Regions from separate parts of the Homo sapiens genome. Here region 2 is linked to region 1. A link is a loop called in an ENCODE intact Hi-C map of the cell type or tissue named here. Cell type or tissue: tibial artery. All regions are shown on one strand. Links, peaks and the distances in the headings refer to the core of each region. The heading gives the core; the rest is flanking DNA. Region 1 has its middle 15 kb from the start of SIM1. Region 2 has its middle 120 kb from the start of MCHR2.

Region 1 (2,922 bases), core at 309-2,808:
CTTTCCCATACCCCAAGCCTTGACCTGCCCACGCTCCACTCCTCCTTTGAGGCACACTATGCCCTGGGTGATGGCTCCCTTTTATGACCTTTGGTAGTCCCCACATCTTCACCCCACAGCATATCCTGTCTTACAGACCCTGTGCCTTTGTCTCCATCTGTATGAAGAATTACGTGCTCAGCATACATTGGACGTAGATAAATTGAAAAATACCAGTTGGCTTAATCATTTGCTTATTTTGGAGATGGCCAAACATCAGTAAGGCCAGCTTTTTTGTTTTATTCAAATTAGCTCGCCTTGGCCAGGCATGGTGGTTCACACTTGTAATCCCAGAATTTTGAGAGGGCAAAGTGGGAGGATTGCTTGAGACCAAGAGTTAGAGACCAGCCTGGGCAGCATAGCAAGATCCTGTCTCCACAAAAAATTTTAAAAATTAGCTGGGCATGGTGGTATGTGCCTGTAGTCCCAGCTTTTCAAGAGACTGAGGCAGGAGGATCACTTGGGCCCAGTAGGCTGAGGCTGGGGTGAGCCAAGATTATGCCATGCCTGGGCAACAGAGCAAGACATTGTCTCTTAGAAAAAAAAAATAGCCCACCAGTGTGGGCTACTTTGTGTCCAAAACAGTGATCCAAACATAGTAATGGCAATATTATTAGAATATCTGGGTGGGCTTCCAAAGGGACTATATGAAAGGGAACGGCACTCACTGGATATATATTATAGCGCCTAAAGTCATGATGGGCGCAGTAGGTAGTCACTGGTCAACTTCTGACCATAGCACATATTTTCTTATAATTTGGGGCAAGTTACTAAATTTCCCTCAGTCTCAGTTTTCTTACTTGTAATAGTGTCACTTATTTAATAGGTTTACCACGCAGATCAAATGAGATAATTCTTAGCCCAGGCCTGACAGCTAGTAAGACCTTAATAAATGCTAGAAATCATTGTTATTATAATTACTTCAGCCCATCGAGTTTAGCTTATTAGAGCTAGAAGGAACTGCATAGAAAATTCAGTCCCAGCACTTAATTTATAGATGAGCAAATGGATGCTCAGGTGTCAGGACATGATCGGATGGAGCTCAGATATAAAACAAGTCCTGTGTTCCTTCGTCCACTGGCCAGCACTACTCAAGAGTCTGTGTCACATTTTATACCTGCACAGGCCCATGCTTTTACTTGTATTACATGCAGTGAGGCAGAGTGATCTAGATCTGTTTTTTGTTCATTTTCTGAAGAGATAGAACATTTATGTCAAATCCAATCTACCTTGATCAGACAGGAAATATAATAAAACATTTAAGACAAATCTTTATAGAGCAAAAGTTATACCAGTTTGTAGTTACAAAAATCATTGCTGGTGACCCTAATTCATACCAACACTTACGGGAATAATGAAAGCAAACATGTGAAGAGTAAGGTTGAAGTGAAAGTCACAGGGGTGTTTTGTGCATGACTGGTTTTTTGTTAGTTTTTGGGTTTTGTTTGTGTTTTTAGACCACTGTCTGGGTCAGAGAAAAACACTTGTAATGAAAATGTCCACCTATAGGTGGCAAACTTGTACTGCTGTCATTCTGTCCTTGGGTGCCCTTGCAAGTAAATGTCACTTGGAATGGAGATGAAAATGAAATTTGAAGAAAGAAAACAAGAAATCTAAATGGATCCAGAAACAACACTCTCACAAAAATTTTAAATGAAAAAAAAAACCATGTAATAATCTCACAAGATACTTAGTCTGATTCATCTGCAAGAATACCTCATGAAATTGCACCAGATGCATTTATTCAGGATCCATTTCAGAGTTCCTACAACATAGCACACCCTGGTTTAGAGTGGGAAAGACACATCCCTGCCTTGAGAGTGCTGACAGCTGGGAGCCTTCCACCTGCAAAGCACTTCCAGCAACATCTCTCATCTGACTTTTGCTGTTGTCCCCGATGTCATAGATAAGAAAACAGAGGCTCAGAGACACCAGGGGAGCGGCAGACTGGAGCCCAGCTCCTTAGAGTCCAGGTACTGTCTCTGTCTGCCACTTTATGCTACTTCAACATAAGGCAGAAAGTGACAAAGTGATCCAGGATTAGGGGGTAGGAATAACTAATTCTTTGGGGTGTATCACTCACAGGAAAGCCCCAGTGGTTCTTCCAGAGCCTTTGTAAATAGAATGACCTTGGACTCTCTCATTTCTGCCCTTCACCCTGGCTAACCAACACTTACTCCCTAATCGTGAAAGGGGGGTTGTTTCCCAGAGTGAGGGTCAGGATCCCCTGGGGACTCTAAGGAAAGTAGTGAAGACTTTAATTTACAGTGGCCAGGCTTGGTGGCTCACATCTGCAGTTCCAGCTGCTTAGTGAGGCTAAGGTAGAAGGTTCACTTGAGCCCAGGAGTTTGATGCTGCAGTGAACTATGATTACATACCACTGTTCAACCTGGGTGACAGAGTGAAAAAAAAAAGACTTTATTAACGAGAAATAATTCTTTTTTTTTTTTTTTTTTGAGACAGAGTTTTGCTCTTGTTGCCCAGGCTGGAGTGCAGCGACGCGATCTTGGCTTACTGCAACCTCCGCCTCCCGGGTTCAAGAGATTCTCCTGCCTCAGCCTCCCGAGTAGCTGGGATTACAGGCATATACCACCATACCCGGCTAGTTTTATATTTTTAGTAAAGATGGAGTTTCTCCATGCTGGTCAGGAAATCCCGACCTCAGGTGATCCGCCCGCTTCAGCCTCCCAAAGTGCTGGGATTACAGGTGTGAGCCACCGCACCTGGCAAGAAATAGTTATTCTACCCTACTTTTAAAAACTTTTGATATAGTATACTCATTTAAATGTGTTTAATTAAAACAATATTGAGTGCCTGTTTAAACGTATAAAGAGGGTACAATGTGTTTTTCCATGCATTCCTTGCTCCTTTGAAGATTTTCCT
Region 2 (2,922 bases), core at 302-2,801, 360 kb after region 1:
ATGGCAGATGATGGGACGCAGTGAAGAGCCTTGAGAGATGAGGTCCCCATTAGGAGGGGCCAGATGATAAGAAGTTTTAATCCTAGAAACAGGAATTTTTCAATTGATCTTATAAACAAATAGTCATGGTAGGTTTTTCAATCAGTGAAATGAATCATGCCAGTTGGGAGCAGTAGCAAGTAGAATAGACTCAAAGAAAGAGCATCTGCAAACATGAAAATTTAGAGGACGGTTTTCACAGTAATATACCCATTAAGTGATTAAGGTCTAGGGTAGAGTCCACGGAATCAGAAAGAAAAAATAAAACTGAAAACATGAGGCAAGGACCGATCTGACAGAGTTTGAAGAAAATGAAGTGCTGAAGATCAGGTCCCAGCATCGTGTCTGCCACAGTGAATATTCAGTGGATGGTGTTTGAATGGGTGACTAATAAGTAAATCTCAGGTTCTGAGTCTAGGTGACTAAAATATTGATAGACAGACAAGAACATCATAAGCATCTTCAAATAGGCTTAACTGTCTCGGAGACTACACAACATTGACATGATGGCTACTCAAAGTCAGTTCATTTAATTCAGTATATCCAGTTTTTAAAAAATCAAACTGGTATGTAGAAGAGCCAGCAAGCTTTTGAATATTTCCTTTTTCATCTAGTTGTTTTTGATGTTGTGGAGACATTCAATGACAAATACAGAAAGAGGAGACTGATTAGGGTTTGTGGAAAGTGCTAACCTTTCCTATATTTTCTTTCATTACAGAAAGATTGCTGGTTGATCTGACTGTATGTCCAATTAGTAAATGCTTTCCATAGGTTCATTTGCTAAGGCCAAAAATAAAAAGGACTTTTCAAAGAACACCATGCCATTTTCCCTAAACAAGCTCTTTCTGCCGGGGAAGTCTTGCTCACCTTTCACCAGCCTTCTGAATGTCTGTTACTCCCTTCTCCCCTTCTGCTTCTGGCTTAAAAACACTTTTTTATTGTTATTACCTTGGCTCAAAGCTTCTGTAATGGTTTCTTGCTTAAGCATAAGGACATAGAAATTAGAGCAATGGTCACAACAGCACAACATGGCTGATATGAAGGACTGGAAATGCTAGTTGGTAATGAGAAACAAGCAGACACAATGAATTACATTAATCCAGAAGTCACAGGTTATGACCTCATTCTTATAACTCTATGTTGTTTTAAGTCTATAAACTTTCATATTTACTTACAAGGGAGTATTTAAATATGTAAGTCAAAACAAGCAATAGTCAGAAGCTGGAAGAGATCATTAATAATTTAATACATCTTGACTAGTTCCAGATTGGAGGTACCATATAAATGTTTATTCCTGGATCAATTTGGTTTTGGTAGTTACTATATTTTTAGTTCTAATTAAAAACACACTAGAGGAGGATTTGAAAGCTAAGAAGGTGCTGCCACCTGGAGGATTTTTTCTGCCCATTTGGAGTTTTGCCTTTACCAAGCAAGGGCAGACTAGTGGTCGTAATCATTCTACTCTGTAAAGAAACCGAGCTCTCTGGTTTGGGATATCACAGAACAGGGAGACAAGCAGCCTGGTAACTGATGGCACTTTACATTTTTCAGCCATATGTTTTAGTGTCAGATGCCACAGGCACTGGGGTGAGGTGGCCTTTTGTATTCTCCTCACTGGTAACTGCTTAGACTCACATGAGCCTTTTACACAGTTCCACTTCCCATGAACAATATAGAATGCCTAGAGAAAGAAAAAAGGTTTTTATTTCCTCGAGGTTGAAATTGACATGAAATGAGTAAATAACTTAAAATATAGACATAATCGAAGAAAAATAATTATAAAACCCTAACCTCTCCAACTCTCCCAAACTCTACCAATTCTTTCAACATTAATTCTGTATGTTAGGACAACAGCGCTCTAAAAATCCTGCTCAGAAAACAGGAGTTAGGAATGGATGGGATACTATTCTTAAATTTGCAATAAGGGGCAAAATGGTTGCCAAATTCATTATCATTTACAGATGAAAAGACAATGTGACATATCACCAAAGGTGTTCTTTATTGACTGGTCCCCTTTGCTAAAGCTTTAGTTCTTTGTACATTAGGTTGATATATTTTTAAAAAATAATCTTAAACAGTAGACTGTTAATTTGGGTTTTTTTGGCGGGGGGGTATTCCTTGGTTTTTAGAAGCCCTTTCCATTAACCCTTTAGTGCATTCTCCATGAATTCTTTAGCCTGATGTTCACCAAGGTGCCTGCTTCTGGCATGCTGAGAAAAAGAGGACTTGAACTTCTATTGAACCTGAGGTCTCAGCACATCTATGGGGCAGAAATGTTCCATTTCCCCATTAAAAAGCTTTCATTTGTAAGCCGCAGATGAAATTTCATCTGCTTTGCATCAGTCTAGTTTATAACCCTAGAGAACTTGGCACCACAACCCTCAAACCCATTATTGGTATTTTCCCTTCTGATGGGAAATAATACATTAACAACTTGGTTTTTGTTTATTTTGTTTTTGCTTTAAAAAAATGAAACACATTTCATGTGTTGCCCTCACATTTTTTTGTTTCTCATTCAAAGCTTTATTCTGGGCTCCTTTCAACTGTGCATCTCTGGAATGACAGACATATGGGGTTTCTTGGTTTGTTGTTGTTTTTGTTGTTTTTCATTTTGTTGGGTGGGGATGGTTTCTGATCTTCATTTGCATTGCCAAGCAACCTGGAACTCTATTGGCAGTTACAAAAGCTCTCTTGGATTGCTAAATTCATTTCCATTGGAAACACAGTTTTACATATAGGAAAATAAAATGGCATCTTTTAAGTTTTCCCTCCAGAAAATGTAATCATGAAAAAATATGCTCTCTCTTGTTGCTGATTCTCATACTACAAAAATGCTACCCAGTAGGCACTTAATTGACCCATAAAATGTAGATAAACTTGATG

Evidence for each region. A loop is a pair of places that touch in the nucleus more often than their neighbours do. Peaks named below come from ENCODE experiments on the same cell type or tissue, not always from the same donor. Only the 100,000 strongest peaks of a DNase experiment are listed, where the experiment ranks them.
Region 2: it touches region 1 in a loop (6-fold over the local background); 90 of 110 quality-filtered maps call a loop at or near these places.

What each region holds. Positions count from the first base shown.
Region 1 is chr6:100,478,264-100,481,185 of GRCh38, reverse strand. No RefSeq gene overlaps it. Among named protein-coding and RNA genes, the nearest start is that of SIM1, 15 kb to the right of the region's middle. In tibial artery, for the core only: a CTCF peak has its summit at 1,540; no DNase peak of the experiment used is centred there.
Region 2 is chr6:100,115,354-100,118,275 of GRCh38, reverse strand. No RefSeq gene overlaps it. Among named protein-coding and RNA genes, the nearest start is that of MCHR2, 120 kb to the right of the region's middle. In tibial artery, for the core only: a CTCF peak has its summit at 1,418 (motif pointing left); no DNase peak of the experiment used is centred there; H3K27me3 peaks cover 318 bases.